Regions from separate parts of the Mus musculus genome. Here region 1 is linked to region 2. The links are chromatin loops, found by intact Hi-C in ENCODE. Cell type or tissue: gastrocnemius. All regions are shown on one strand.

Region 1 (8,000 bases), 510 kb after region 2:
AGCTTAACGACCAGCTAGGGTCCTTGTTGTTGTTATTGTTGTTTGACAGTGGAAGCTACATAGGGCCAGGCGCCTTACTGCTTGGTTCCCACTGCCCCCAGGTCACATGTTGCTTCTTGCCTTTCTTCATTTTTTTCACAGAGTATCTGAAGTATTTATTTTAGTACAGCTATGCAGATGAGAAATTATCTTGTGCTTTTCTGGAATGTATTTTCCTTCTGTTTTAAAGGATTCTTCCCCCAGATGCAGAATTATAGACGTTCTGTTGTCTTTGTCTTTGCCTTCGTCGTCGTCATCAACATCATCAACTCTGTTGTTGTTGTTGCTGCTTAGTGTGTAAAGTATGCTCCTCCATTTTTTCATCACTGCTAGGAGGTTAACTGTTAGTTTTCCTGTCACTTCTTTGGAGGTAAGGAATCTTTTCCAGTTGGCTGCTTGCAAGGTTTCCTTTCTAACCCACCTGACTAGGGCATGCTTGCCTAGATGTGCTGTATCTCTCTGACACTTTACGGTTTTAAGAATCCTTAAACTGAGGACTTAATTCAGTACTGTGTCAGCTGGCATCACACTCAGTTTCTCATGTGCTTGGTTTTCTGACTTTCTGGAGCTCCAGTTACACGTGCTGGACATGCTTGCGTGCACCATATGTGCAGGTGTGCTTATCATTTATCAATATGTTTCCCGACTGATGTCTCTACTTTGACAGCACTTTTCACTTCACAGATGCTCTTCTTTGTCTACTCTTTTTTAATTTCTTTCCATTAAACTCTTAATTAGTACCACCCTATTTAGTGAGGGTTATAGTAGGAGAAACACTTCCTACTGTGCTCCGGGCATGTGTTCGAACGATGGAGTCTCTGATCTGAAGCCCCAGCGTATCCCCAAAGTACATTACCACTGCCACTTTACAGTTGAGAATGCTTACATTTTTTGAATTTAAAAAAAAAAAGTATTCATTTACTATTGTGTGTACTCAGGACATGTTAGAGGGCACTGGGCACATGCCATAGCATGCTTGTGGAGGTCAAAGGGCAACTTTATGGAGTCCATTCTGTCCTTTCACCTTTACATGGGCTCCAGGGATTAAAGACAGGTCATTAAGTTTGGTAGCAAGCTCCTTTGCCCGATGATTACCCAATGAACCATCTCAATAGCTCCAAAGTTCTTACCTTTAGTTTTTTGATTTTGTTTGTTTGTTTGTTTTTGTTGTTCTAATATTATACTTTGTATTTAAAAATACCATAGAATATAGTTTTCTGGGTGTAAGTTTCCATTGGAAATCTACTTTCGTGTTCATGCCTGATCAGTCCAATATTGGGGGTCATCTGTGCATCTTTATTTTCGTCTGCTTTTTCCTCCCCATCCTTAGTCATTGGCTTCTGCCGTCTTGCAATTTTAAGCAGAAAGCATCACGGTGAGTGTTCTGAATGGACCGATAGGTTTCATTATCTCCCGGACATCATTGAGTTTTCTCCTGGCAAGAAGCAAGAACACAGGCAGATTACCAAGCTCCAACCCTGGACTGAAAAGGATTATCGCTGGCTTTCTGAGTTAGGTTACAGGAGTTCCAGCGCATCCCAAGCGATCACGGCTTATCATGGTCATGTATGATGCCGAGTCTGTGTATGCACATGTGCTGCTGGTCATTGCGTACATAGTCCTGGAGAGTTGCTCTCTGCCATGACTCTCATGGCCATGTTGTCAAGAAAACAATGTCTTTATCCCAAAACTCTGGGCTTCAAGAGACATAAAGCAGAAAATGGTGACCCCTGACTCTCCTCCTGGAGGTGCGGCTTTGAGTGTTTCTAACCAGGGTGACATTTGTGAGTTGACTGGATCACTCCCAGGACTCCCAGGACACCCAGGGATGGGATTCCCTGTGCTGATCTTTGGAATAGAACAAGGCAGGCCTGTCTTTTGAACTGAGTTCAGGGGCAGCTGAAGATCCCTGCATCTCACGAGGCTTTCAAGACCTTCTTGGTGATGAACAAGCAAAGAAGACACTTGTGAAAGTATAGAAGGAGGGGAAGCAAGAGAGTGCTGAATTCCATTATCTTAAAATTGCTGGTAATTCTTCCCCCTGAGATGAAGTTTTGATAAAGGCAACAAGCAAAGAAAAGAAGCTGAGGGCCTGCGATTTCAATGGCAAAGAAGAGAATAGGACACAGGGAAACCGAAGGCCCCTGAGGTCAGAGTGTCCTGTTTCACAGTGTTCCTGGGAAGGACCAGAGACGGCAGCTGCCTTGGAAGGACTGAAGGACGCTGCCAGTTTGAGGATGCAGCCCTGTGGGACACTTTGTCATTTTTAAACCGTATCTTTGTGATCACTTAGCAGGTACACTGGGAAACAGCACAGAGCCTGGATCTCTTCTCCATCACTCATAAACCAGCATTTTGCTTTGATTTTGAACAGAATGTGTGATAATTATGTCGGTATCTCTAAGAACATCCCACAAACCCTTTTGAATGTCAGCAAGAAGAGGAGGAAGGGTTATTGATTTTAGATCGATTATGTGTTTTATCCTTTGCTAAGAAACTTTATATTTAGTCTACAAGCTTTAATCCTGAACAGTAAAGAAAGAACTTTTTTTTTTTTCAATTTATGACAAAAGATGCTCACCAAACCATTGTACAAAGAAACTTTGTCACTGAGAAAAGGCAAACTTTTTGGTCAAGTCTGCTTTAACATACACAGAATCAGCAGCCAGGAGAGCCACATTTGTTTCATTGCTATTCAGTCCCCAGGCTCGGGCCAAGCTTCTTGGCGGCTTGTCTTGCTTTCCTGTAGTTGGTTCACATCTACAAAGATTTTGACAGACTTCGGTTCCTTCTTCTGTCTTGAGTATTTGAGGTTCAACTGGAAATGCGCTTTTTTTCTGTCATGGTATAAAAATATAAAAAGCTATCCTCCTTTTGGGGGCTGGCTGCTTTCTGAGTATTCCAAGGGTGTAATGAGCACAGAGTGTTCTCTGTGTCTGGCCAGTTTCGGGTGGCATCAGATAAGGTGCTGTGATGGCATCCCCGTGATCACCATTCCTGCCAGAGTGACAGGCCAACCCAACTGACAGCCACCTTCTATGTCATCCCTTGGCTACAAGAGCTTGGATGAACATTCTCACTTGTTGCCTGATGAGGGAATTTGATCCTAGATGAGGCTCTTAATGAGGAAAGCGGTAGAAAGTTCTGCCTCCTTGGCGACTAGGTCGTACGAGAAGGGCAAGCGACGTCTTCTAACTCAACCTCTAGAAGCGTCACTGGCTCTGGGATTTTGTTGAGATTATTTTCAGATAGCAAGAGTGAAGTTCAAGGGCCCCTGGCCTAACCTTTGACGGGGCGCCACCTGGTGGAACTGTTCTTGCATACAAGCGATTTGCTGTTTGGGAGCCCTCTGCCATCAGGAAGATACTGGTCACCGGCTGCAAGACTGTGCACGCTAAATGAGCAAGGGTATTTCAAAGCCCTGGAACTTGATGCTCATACTCTTCAAAGAAGAAGGGGAAGAGATGGAGAGGGGGAGGGGAGAAAAGGGGAGGGGGAGGGGAGGGGAGGGAAGGAGAGAGAGAGAGAGAGAGAGAGAGAGAGAGAGAGAGAGAGAGAGAGAGAGAGAGAATATACTCTAGCTGCCTGGGAAGGGAAGTGCCTGGAAGTTTCTATCAGTTTGATTAGGCACTGCCAGATTCATAAATGTCCTCAAGCAAGTAGAAGACAGATGTCCTGTCACAGAAGGTCTTAGAAACACTCTCATCCAATCAGAGAGGAGCATCCTCACTCTTTCTCCACTCTGGTGAGGTCAGCATTGCACAGGACCTCTGAGTTTCCCACTTTAACAGCTGTTCAGTACAGCAGGAACGGCCTCCAGCCTCCAGACCCTCCTGTTAAGAGGCAACTTGCTGTAGTTCTGTAATTTCATAAGGTTAGAATGTCAGATACCAAGAACTCAGCAGGCTGGGGAGATGGCTCAGTGGCTCAGGTGCTTGCCTTTCAAGTGACTTGGGATCCTTAGCACCCATGTAATTTCTGCCTGGGGTAGCAGTCCAGTCTGTAGTGGGTGGAGACTGGAGACCCAACCTCCAGAACAAGTTGCCTAGCTAGGCTCCCAGAGCTGTCAAACTCTTCAAATGAGAGACCATGCCTTACTTAATAGGTAAGGTGTAGTGAGGAAGACAGCTGACTGTTAACCTCTGGCCTTTCCATGTATGATTGCATGCGCACACACGAGCACCCACACACATGTGGACAGGAGCACACATACATACCACACACACACACATATATGACACAATCATGTGCAAAACAAAATGAAAAACAAAAACCCTCTCTGATCAACATTCACCACTCAGCTCTGTAGGAATTTTTCTCTTCTTGGAATAGAGTACACTTGCCTACAGCTGCTGTGTCCTGTGGTATCAGCTGGCAGCCTGACACAGGCAGCCAGAGTCTGAGGTGAAGGTGCCATTGTGGCTGCTCTGTTTCTAGAGAGAGTGTTCTGTGTCTGTCTCCTTGTTGCTGTGTGAGTGGTGCTCTCTCTAACTCCTCTGCTTGTGCACAGGTCACTGCGATCCTAAGGTTGTGTGGCATCCTTAGTGTGTCCCCTCACCATCTTCCCTCTGTGCCTGTCCATCTTTACATGACATGTGTCCCTTCCACTCTTCTTTTAGGACCACTCATATTGCATTGGGCTACACCGACCTCCCGCATGACCTCACCTTAACTTACATCTTGGTTGTACAATGGAAAAGCTCCATTTCCTTCAGAAGAACTGAAGGTCAGATTAATACATCTGTCCATAAGAAATAGGAAGATACAAGCCACAGGTTCTAACCCACTACGGTGCATGTTCTCACATTCCCATTTCATGAACCACGGTGAGTGACAGGCACACACCAGAGGAGAGCACAATGTCTCGCTCTGTTGCTCTGATCTTTACAATTGATTTATTTTTAAATCACATACATATGTGCACGCCAGTATGTTGGAATATGCACATGAGTGCAGGTGCCCACAAGATCCAAAAGAGGCTGTCAGATTCCCTGTCGATAGAGTCCAGTTGTGAGCTGCCTGACATGGTTGCTGGGAACCAAACTCAGGTCCTCTGTAAGAACAATATGCTCTTTTAACCACTCAGCAACCTCTCCAGCTCCCCAAAGAGATGCGTTCGTCCTCACAAAGGCTGTCTGGGCCTGCTACTTGTTGGAAACACCTTTAGATTTATATGTCATTAGCTTTTTACCTGTTCTGTTCTGTTTAGCAGGCATAAAAGGAACAGCTATGACCTGCTATAATATAACCTGTGTCTCCCCAGACACAGATCCTGCTAGAAACCAATACACTTTTCTCTGAGACCTGTTGTCCAGGACTCTCCTTTCCTGACACGTATCTATTCAATAGATCATTCAGTAGAACCCATTCTAAGGCACATGGCATTCTTATGCACTGTGACTCCTTATGCACTGTGCTTGGCTATTGAAAACTTAAGCCAGCGCACAACAGTTGGTGCTCCTTAAGGAAACACCACACTCCTTCCTGCAAGCAGCAGCACAAACATCTAGTGCTGCTTGTTGATAACTTATGCTGCAGCTACTTTGCAGACTGGCTTGTATGCATTATTTCGTTTAATCCCTGAAATAAGCATAATAGAATCATTATCCCCATTTTACACAGCACGTGGGTAACTAGGCATCTTGTGTCTAGTTGCATAGCTTGCTAGTAACAGAGTTGGGATTTCAAATCACATATATGATTCTAAAGCTCATAAAATGTATTTATTAATGATTTCCTCAGTGACTCTCACCAATCCAATGTTCTCTGTATGTACAGTGTGTGTATTGAACATGTACATGCAGGCGTCATATTCTCTTGCAGCACTGCCTCTCACTGAACCTGTACCTGGGTTTGAGGCAGGCATAGGAGATCGTTGAAGCTTGAGACCCCATTGAAACTTGGTTCTACACATACACTTCCTCTTGTGTTAATGCACTTGGCAACCTGGTTCCTTCACCTGCAGGCACTGTGCACACACACACCCTCCAAGCAGTACACCCAGCAACCTCAAGCCCCTACCTGTACCAGGCTACATATACTCTTACATATAATTTTTCTTACCCCTAGTAACAGTCCAGTTAAGTTTCAGCTTAAGTGTATTTCCATTGAATGAGGATATGAAAAATAAAAGGGTCCAACTAGCCTGAAGTGTTTTTGGAGCGTCCTCTAGTAAACTTTAGGCACAATCCTCTGTTTACTCTCCTATGCCTATGCATAATGGGGCATGCATATGTGTCTCGTCCGCTCTCGACCAGCAAGAACGACATGACCACCAGTCCTTCTAACAGCAGTTTATTCAGCAAACTTCAGTCTTCATCTCTCTCGCTTCAACTTTCTCTCTCCATCTTTCTCTCTCTCTGACCCGGGCCTCTCACTCTTATATACTCTCAGCCCTCATCCACTCACGGCAGGCCACGTCACCTCACCAGACACGCAGCTTCAGCTAATCAGGGCAGCAGGGGCATGTCTCCATCAAAATGGATTCGCCAGTATCCTGGTGCACCTGTGCAGCTCTCGTGATGGTTGTGGCTTATTTTCAGGTGTATGAAGAAGTCAGGTGCAAGTCATAAGACTTAGCTGCAGTCCCTGGCGCCTTCTTGGGACTGCTGCCACACCCGCTCCTCACACATATGATTAAAATCAGATGTATCTGGGAAGGGACATGTGCAGCAGGAAAAATGAATATGTGATCTTATCTATCAATCAAAACAGAGAACCATCCAATCTATGTCCTTAAGTAACCAAACTTGCCCTGAACCCTTTTCAGAAAAAAATCCCTGGATATTAATGGACCATGAGTGCCCTCATTCATGTCACCCACTACTGGTCTTTTCAACAGTGTGTCCCTCTATGCTCTGTACTATCAACTTGCTCCAAAGAAAATCATCTTGCTTCTTTTGCAAATATGTGCGAACTCTTCTTTTCAGTTTTTAGGATAAGCAGCGCAAACCCTGGAAATACCTGGCTTAGACCCTGATCACTGTTAGCAAGCTGGCAACTGGCAAGACCCAACAATCTTCCTGTCTCCAGCCCTCGTCCCTTCTGCCTAACCCTCAGATATCTACCTGGTCCTGAAGATTTGAGCTCAGATCTTCGTGCTTGCACATCAAGCACCCTCAGCTCTCCTCTCGACTTATGGGGTCCCGCATTCAGCCCAGGGCTCAGGCCTCTGGGTGAGGTGGACACTAGGAGTTTGACTGCGTAGATGCCACTGCTGGGTGGGCGTCAGGCTGTGAGAAGCCACGAGACCCCGCTTTGGAGGTGGGGAAGGCATAGGTTCTCGAGGACCTGCAGGAGTCGGACTCAGACTCTCAGGCACTATAGACAACATTGGGCACTGCGGAAAAGCTGGGTCTGGAGTCCCTGGGCTGCATGGAGGACAGGGACATTAGGTTTTCAATCTTGGACATCGCAGTCGCCACTGATGTCTCAGAAGAGCTGAGAACAGAGTGGGGACCTACGGGTGAACTCTGGCCTAGGGCTGAGGGGAAAAACGTAGGAGGAGAGAACTCTGGCAGGTTAGGGAAGGGGGAAAGGCGGGGGTGGGGGGGTGGGGGAAGGAGGGGTCGTGGGGATGAAGTCCTTGTCTTGCCTGGCAGGCGGCTTGGGTTGGTGGGAACGCAGGGAGGCCTCTGGGTGAAAGGTTAGAGGCAGCTAGGAAGACCTGCTCCGTTGCTCTTCCATGGCAGGTCCCCATGAGAAGAGGCAGTCCATGGTTTTAAGGCATTTGTTGTAGAAAGGCAGAGAGGGGGAGAAAAGTAGAGAAGTAGAGACTGGTCATGGCCGTGTGGAGAGAGGGGAGAAGGGAAGGCAGAGAGGGGGGGAGCCAGGGAGCAAGAGAGTAAGAGCAGGAGAATAAGGAGGGGTAAGCAGCTCCTTTTATAGTGGGCTGGGCATACCTAGCTGTTGCCAGGTAACTGTGGGGGTGGAGTCCAGACAGAATACCAGGAGCTTGGGGC
Region 2 (8,000 bases):
AACTTAGGTGTCTCCTTTCAGCTTCCTTAGAGAAGCCCAGACCATGTCTGAGCAAGGGCTGGAGGCCCAGAGAGGTTTAGAACTTGTGCAGAATGGGAAAAGACATCTAGGTCAGGTTTAAAAGTGGCCAAGCAGCCCTCAGACACACCGAGGACCTGCTCCAAGCACCTCAAGTGGAGGTACAGATGCTGGGGAACACACATATCTGCAGGATGAGCCTCTGGAGCCCTTGGGGTGCATAGGACCATGGGTAAAGCAACAAGGAGCCCCTGTCAGTGGGGCCAAGGAGGTTGCAGGGGTGCAGTGTTACTGTCACCGTAGGGATTTCCCCAGTAACACAAACTTTCACTCTGGCCAAGGAAGAACATGGCCTACCTTAGTGGACAGCTTGAGGGACATTGAGGCTGAGGACATTTTGGGGTAAATGGAGAGTATCGAGGTCACGCAAATAGAAGGGCAGGGTGCGAGGCATGCTAGAGAGTAGCAGTGGGAACTGCTGTATCCACTTTCTTCAAGGGCCTGACACGGAAAGGTAAGCAGAATCAGAACCCACCTATTTGGGAACAGCTGTGAAATGGCTCACTGGGTGTTTGCTGTGCAGAACAGCCTGGCACTTCCAGCCTTCTGTGTTCTAAGAATTCAGATCCATGTGAGCTCTGAGTACAGGAGTTCTGCCTGCTCTTCTGTCCTTTCTGGTTGGTGCTGCTGGCAGAACTGGAGGTGGACACAGTGTAGTTAAGGGCTCTTCATGCAGGAGGGAGGTCATCTGGGCAGCAGAGTATGACATCTGTTCCTTCCCCAGAGGGAGAAGTCATTCTTATCCCTCACAGCACAGTGTGGTCCCCAGGGCAGGGATATCAGGCAGAAGCATTTTTAGTGGTCCTGCTGTGGGATGAGCTTTGGGCAGCTTGCAGTCTCTGTCTGGGTCAAGTCCAAGGTCTTCACTGACCGAGTGTTTTCACTCCAAGTGTGAATGCACCTATGGACACACATGTCTCTCCAGATAATCATCATTAAATGTGTTCCAGTGTTTGCCCTTGGGGGCTCATCTCAGGCACTCCACCTCTCCACCATTTCTACAGAGTGAGTGCCCAGTGGACTTAGGGAGATGCTCAGCTTATGAGGAAGGCTAAGGAGCCTTGATCCTAAGACCTTCAGAAGAACAAAACAACCACCCCCCATCCCATTAGGCTAAAACCCCATTCCTATACACCAGCCAGATGAAGCAAAAAGATGCATAGACATACACACACAGCATGAAACACACACACATACACACACACATACACACACACCAGCAGCATAAAGCACAGATGCACAAACACACACACTTTGAATTTTTTGAAACTTTAGCTGTACTCTGTTTTAGAAAAAAAAAAGCATCCCAGTTAACTGTATTCAGTTATCACTGTGCAGAAAATATTCAGTTATCACTGTGCAGAAAAGAACAGCAATATTGATCAAGAAATATCAAACTCAACTGTTTTCCATTTGTAAGGGTAACACTATTAAATATGTAGGGCAATATCTGTATGGGTTTGGTTATAGAAATTAGGAAAGTGTTTATGAAACAACAATACTACCCTACAGAATACTCAGCTTGCATTCTGCCTGCAAAGAGGAACCAGGTGAGCTTGATGTCATGTCATGGGATGCTGAGACTAGAGAGGCAGAAGAGAGCTCTCTGGTCCACATCAGCAGATTTGCCGCTTACATCACTTTCTTTGCTTTCCTAACATTCCATCTTGTCCCTAGTTATGCGGAAGGAAGCCAGAAAGAACATGCCGAACCCCTGCCCATTGTAATCTGAAGAATACAAAGATGGATTTTTGTTGTGAGGTTCCTGTGTGTACAAATAGCTCTAGGGAAACCAGGAATGTTAAATACACAGGGCTGTCTTTTCAAGGAAAAAATATGTATAACCTGTTTTCTACCCAGAAGGCTGGGAATGAAGGTGATTGATTGCTCAATAGCCTGGTGATCTGTATTATCTATCATGTGCAGGTCTGGAGGTGCTTAGTAGTAAATGGCCTCTGCATTATTTGTATTGCCAGGGGTGCTCTTAAGTTTTCACAACCAGGACCAGAGGTAGCTAACAGCAGAAATGACATCTACACTATCTGTACGACTGAGACCATATCAGATCCTTTGCTAGGCCTTTAAGATAATACATGTAGCCTATCTCTAGAACCCATCTTCTTGGAAGATGTGGCATGGATTTGAGTTGAGTTTCCTTGTGCTCATGAGACTGTATTACACCAGAAATTGTTTTTTTTTTTTCCAAATTATTCTGTGCTTGAATATGCTGGCAATCAACTGCTCAGGGTCACACTCTAGAGGTTGGGGCCAGCACCATCTAAGTCATACTGAACCGGATTCCTTCTTGCTTCTAGCAGATGGGTACTCTGCCAGTCCTGGTGGTCACAGAGACTCCCACAGAATTTCAACTGATAACTGGAGGGCTCAAAGGTGAGAATGACATGCAGGTGACATTATCATAGAAAAGGAATGTATGTATTTACCTGTGATAGGTGGCAGGTCCAGTACACGATGCGGCTCCTGGGAGTTATGGATCATCTTACAATGAGATACTTATAGCCTGCTGAGGCATTCTATAGGTAGTCATCGAAAGTATGGTAGATCAGGAGCCAAATAAAAATATTGCTTGGCTTAGTCCTAGCTTAAATACAACTCTTAATCCCGAGCTGGTTCCAGCATACCCAGGCATTATTTGGGAGGCAGTCTTAAGAAGACTTGGAAGTAAGTATTGGTGCATTCAAGAACTGGACATGGAACACTGAAAAAAGTCCCAATTGCCATTTTGATGCCCTTTAAACAGACAGGACTACTCGTTAGAGGAAAGTCCAAGTTCACTGGAACAAGGCAGAAGAGCAGAAAGTGAAAGATTTCAGCATGATGATAGAAGATCTTTCTGTCCTTAGAGAATCAGAATAAGTGAGGCTCCAGCTTAAGCAGGAGGGAGACCTTTCTTGAAGCATTCTGTTTGTGTTCTTTGAGCAAAATGAACCAAAGGCCAACAAATGCAATACATATTATTTATATGTACATTGAGGCCAGGAAACAGAACAGTAAAAAACAGGGCTTAAGGGCCATTTGCCCATTTCTTCCTGATGTGTTCAATGTCTTCAAGAAGGGAAGAGGGGCATTTTGAGGGGAGAGCATTCTGCTTTCAGACATTTATGTATATCTAGTATCAACACGGCGCTGGCTTAGACCCTCAAAGCGTCTCAAGATCATACCCCAGCCAGGCCCCTCAGGTCCTGTGCTGGTTTTGAGATGGCCATGGATTGTTGATTAAGGATGAGTGAACATGCAAATCAGATGGAGGTCCTGGAAGGGCTCTTACCTTCCTTTACCTGAGCAAGGTTTAGTGTGAACTTTGATCCAATTGATATAGCAGGTAGGGGTTAGGATAAGAAAAAACAAATCAAAGCTATCACAGATGCTTTAGAGCCATTTACATTTTCAAACACATATATATCAGACATGGGGATCCATATCAGCACAGGCCAGATCAATGACAATGACGAAAGCAGTTGGCCTAGAGTCATTTGCACAACATGGGAATTTCGGAGATGAACTGAAAGAGAGAAACTAGTAGTATTTAATGACAGATATTGGGAGCTCCCCCAGCGACAGTGAGTCTGCTCCCCCACAAGAGAAGTGAGTCTTCTCTTCCACTCGCCACTTGAAGCATTTGTGCCGTGCTCCCGGATTTCTGAGCAGCCTAGTTCTGTGCTGGAATAGTGACAACTTACATGGAAGGCGTTAGTGAGTTTCCGATCTGTCACTCGGGAGGCAGTTACAGATAATATAACCCCACTTTTCAGCGATTATTCTGCTTAGCACCAGGGAAGGACTCAAGACCCTTTGATGAGAGTCAACATTACGCCAATGGGGCTTTTTTTTCTTTTTTCCCCCCTCCCTTAGTTACAGCCAGTAGTGACATCACATATCTACTCTGTAAGACTGCATGCATACCATTAATGCTCTCTGTTTTCCCTTGTTTTCTAACCCCAGGGAAGGCAAGGGTAGACAAATGCTGGATCGATTATAATTCTGGTCGCATGTTATTTAAATTTCCTATTATAGGAACCAAGTAGTCACCAATGATACCACATTGTAAAGCAGAGACTGGTACAAGGTACAACAGACGCTAGGATTTAATGCAGCATCTCTGCCACACTTAATTAGTGGTGAGGATTACTTTCTATTCCATGAAGAAAACTGCTAAACAGTTTCTTCAGTCCAAATGGAGTCGGTGGCCTGGCCCCCAAACTACTCACCAGTAGGTGGTGCTATAACAAAAGCAATCAAAAGAAAGCAGCCACACTAGTCTGGCCCTGGCCAGAGATTGGCCTGATGGGTAAGGGCAGGAAGCCTGGAGGCTGCCTGTATCTGCTAGTAGGTGGCTGATCTGACAGGAACTGGTGTCCTGGCCCCAGCAAGGTCATCAGCCTCAGGGCAACCCTTTCTCCTGTGCAGACATCATGGCTTTAGGGGTCTTCAAGTATTAATAAAATACTTAAAGCTCAAAATCCACTTCAGATTTATAAGCACCTTCACATACACTATTAGAGTGTATCTTGGTAAACAGAAGTGAATAAATTCACCTTAGGAAATAACTGCGGAGGCTCCTACATAAGAGCATGGAGACTTCCCAGTATGTCTGTGCCTCTTTAGTCCCTTCACATGGATGCAACATAAAAGTTTCTCCTCTACAGTACTATGTACTGCCAAGTCCCCCAAAAGAACTTCTCTCTCCACAGTTCCACGCGTGTGATGTGCACAATGTCTCAATGACAGAACGGACAGAGATGTAAATGCCAGAGGACTGTGGATGCACAAACACAGCATCTAACCTGCTGCTCTCTCCCACGTCTGCTGGTTCTGCTGTGTAGCCGCCTCAGATGCTGTCATGGAGTCTACAAGTACTGACTCTGTTCACCAGCCTCCACAGGTTCTGACCCCTCTGAAAGAGTCACACTGTGTGCTCTAGGCCTCCTCCACAAAGATGAACTCTACCCAGAGTTGGGATTTAAGCACTGATGACTTGGAAGCTGGACAGGAAATAAGGCACTGGGGAGCACTAGGAAGTTGTGTGGTTTCTATGTGACCTATGCCCCACATGGTATGATGCACAGTAAGGGAGGGAAGGGCTAGAGAGTCAGGCAGGATCATCCCCTGGGATGACTCGACTTCCAGTTGAAGGCACAAGGCCTCTTCCACACTTGGGAAACACAGTTTCTTCAGCTACTGGGTCCAGTGCTGTGCTGGAGTGAGCTACCTCTTCTTCTGTGGGCTCGGCCATTAGTCTGGGCTGGCCAAGTACTACTGAGGGCACACCTGAAGGGAGACAACAGGGATGCCACCTGCCTTCCACATACAGCTCTTAATTGACAGTTACAATGGAAGGTGCATGGACCTGTTCACGTGATCTCCTGGAAGAGCTGAAACCCATCTTGGTTCTGTAGGAGGTCTGCAGGTTCTCTGCAGGGCTCTCCTCTATGCAGTCCCCATCCAGTCCTCTCTTCCAGTGAGGACTACCTTGCATAATCATAAAAAGAAAAGGGTAACAACAGCTGTGTGTGCGGTTGACCAGAAGGTCGATTCTACTACCTCATTCACTGCAGCTGAACTTGACTATTAAGGAAACAAACCCCAAACCATAATGTTGGTTAATCTCACCCCCATCTATTCCTTCTAATCCTAAACTGGTTTGGCTGTGAGACACACCTGGATGCTGAGACAAAAGCAGATAGATTCAGTACTTGTAAATTTCATATTTATTATAACAAAAATTACGACATGTCCATTTGGGCATTCTGCTTCCATATAACTCTGGATGTGTAGATGGTATAAGGGACTCTATACAGTCATGCTGATTGTGGCAGCAGGAAGGAACACAATTAAAAAATGTCTGTAAAAGGTTCTGGGTTCCCGAGAACAGGGCCACATTATCTGCACAGAAACACGCTGCACATGGCCCACACTGAAGATGAGCTACGTAGGGGTGGGGCAGGGAGGCTCTTCAGAGCGAGTAAGGGGTCAGTTATTTAGGCTGTGTCCTTATGCAAGACTACAAACACTTTAAGCTTCACTATGTAACACTGAGATATTTACAATAGAAATTTCTCAATCAACTGTTCTCTCAGAGAAAATTAGTGACTCCCAGTGACTTAAGTCACCTGACAGAGTAAAGCAACTCCTAGGAGTTAGTCGCCATATTCTACAAATGTCTACCATTTTCAAGACAAAAAAAAGCTTTCCCCACAAAGAAATACACAATTACAATATTATTAAATCATTTAGCAATGGCAACTTGCCCTGCCTTCCAAACAAACAAAACAACAAAAGCCATTTTTAAAAATATTACATTATCATTAACTGTTTCTCTGTAATATATTAAACCTTTTGTTCTTTGTCTTTACACAGTTGATATGTTAGGGAAAGAAGTTAACAAATTTAAATCATATTGGTAAAGTATCACTAGAAGAAAAGTGGTTAATTGTTAAAAGTAACCAATACAAAGAGAACCTACAGATGAGCTGCAGAGACAGGTGGGGCAGTGTCTGGGAGAGGGCATGAAGTTAACACCCCTGGTTTAATGTGAGCCTGGGAGACTCTCAGTCTCTCTGGTTAGTTTATTGTTTAAAACAGTACTCAGGCTGGGTCATAGCGGTGTATCGTAACAGTCTGGCAGGTGATCCATTTGGAAGTGCCGCTGTGGCTGTGGCTGTGGCTGTGGCTGTGGCTGTGGCTGTGGCTGTGGCGGCTGGGGTGGTGGTGGCAGCTGCTGCTGCTGCTGCTGCTGCTGCTGCTCCTGGTGATGTTTCATGATTTCTTTGACTTCCTCTTCCAGCTCTGGGGGGATGATAAACTGATCATCTGGATCTGGCTGAGCAGGGGCTGCAAAATAGCCTCCTGGCTTCCGGAGAGGCGCATCTGCAGCAACCTCTATCACATTATGGCTCCTTTCCTGGGGAGCTACAGAGCCATTAGCCCTGCGTCGTCCAATGGTTCCCACAGCAGAAAAGTCTGCCTTCTTGGACAGACCTGACTCATCCTCATTGGCACTGATGACAATGCCCTCATCACTGGCCTCAGCTGGCACCTGAAGTAGGTGCTGCTGTCTCTCCTTTTCCTTGGCCCTGCTGCAGTGGATGTCTACTTCCACCTCAACCCGGCTGCCGTTGCTGAACACCCCCTCAATGGGTTCTTCATCGTCACTGTCAAGGCCGTTGTCAGAGAACGCGCTGGAGAAAGTAGCGCTGGACAGCTGACGTTGGAAGGAGTTAGACAGGCAGACAGGGTGGAGCATGCAGCGCTGCTCGTTGGGGTAGGCAGGGCTGCTCTCATTCAGGACTCCAGACGGGGGCTCATCAGAGGCTGTGGAGCCCACCTCACTACTCATCTCGGAGGTAGACAGTTCACTGCTGATCTCAGATGCCATGCCACTGCTGGAGGATGGCACACCCAGCCCATCTGAGGGTCGGTCCTTGATGACCATGTTGACGGATGGTGGGAAGATTCCGGGGCTGGGTGGTGGCATGCTCCCTCCAGCACTGAGCTCACAGCAGCAGAAGCTGTCTTCGGTGACACTTAGCTGTACCACCACAGCACTGATGCTGTCATGGCAGCCATAGCTCTGAGCCAGGGTGCAGAGCTTCTTAGCAGCAGCCAGAGCATCTGGCACATTGCGTACAGCTTCCACAGCCTCGTCAATGGATAGGCTGTCCCACAGCCCTTTGCTGCCCAGGATGAAAAACTCATCCTGTGGAGTCAGAAGCACCGACTGCACATGGGGGCGAGGCACCACACTGGGATGGAGGAAGGTGTAGCCCAGGATGCGCGTGGACTCTGTCACTCCATTGACCTTGCCATCCTAGAAGAAAAATTTCCAAAGAGACAGTGAGCACAGAGCACATGTGGTTACTGAGCAGCCTCCCTCTGGGCCACTGACTGGGTCACAGGACGGT

Evidence for each region. Peaks named below come from ENCODE experiments on the same cell type or tissue, not always from the same donor. Only the 100,000 strongest peaks of a DNase experiment are listed, where the experiment ranks them.
Region 1: it touches region 2 in a loop (5-fold over the local background); 28 of 42 quality-filtered maps call a loop at or near these places.

Annotation. Positions count from the first base shown.
Region 1 is chr1:105,886,575-105,894,574 of GRCm38, reverse strand. No RefSeq gene overlaps it. Among named protein-coding and RNA genes, the nearest start is that of Gm41926, 27 kb to the right of the region's middle. In gastrocnemius, a CTCF peak has its summit at 3,334 (motif pointing left); a DNase peak (open chromatin) is centred at 3,343; H3K4me3 peaks cover 247 bases; H3K27ac peaks cover 1,269 bases.
Region 2 is chr1:106,392,035-106,400,034 of GRCm38, reverse strand. It overlaps Phlpp1 (PH domain and leucine rich repeat protein phosphatase 1), which reads right to left. Exons shown (of 17, transcript NM_133821.3): 17 at 5,790-7,906. The coding sequence ends at 6,695. Among named protein-coding and RNA genes, the nearest start is that of Gm41928, 130 kb to the left of the region's middle. In gastrocnemius, a CTCF peak has its summit at 4,310 (motif pointing right); a DNase peak (open chromatin) is centred at 4,357.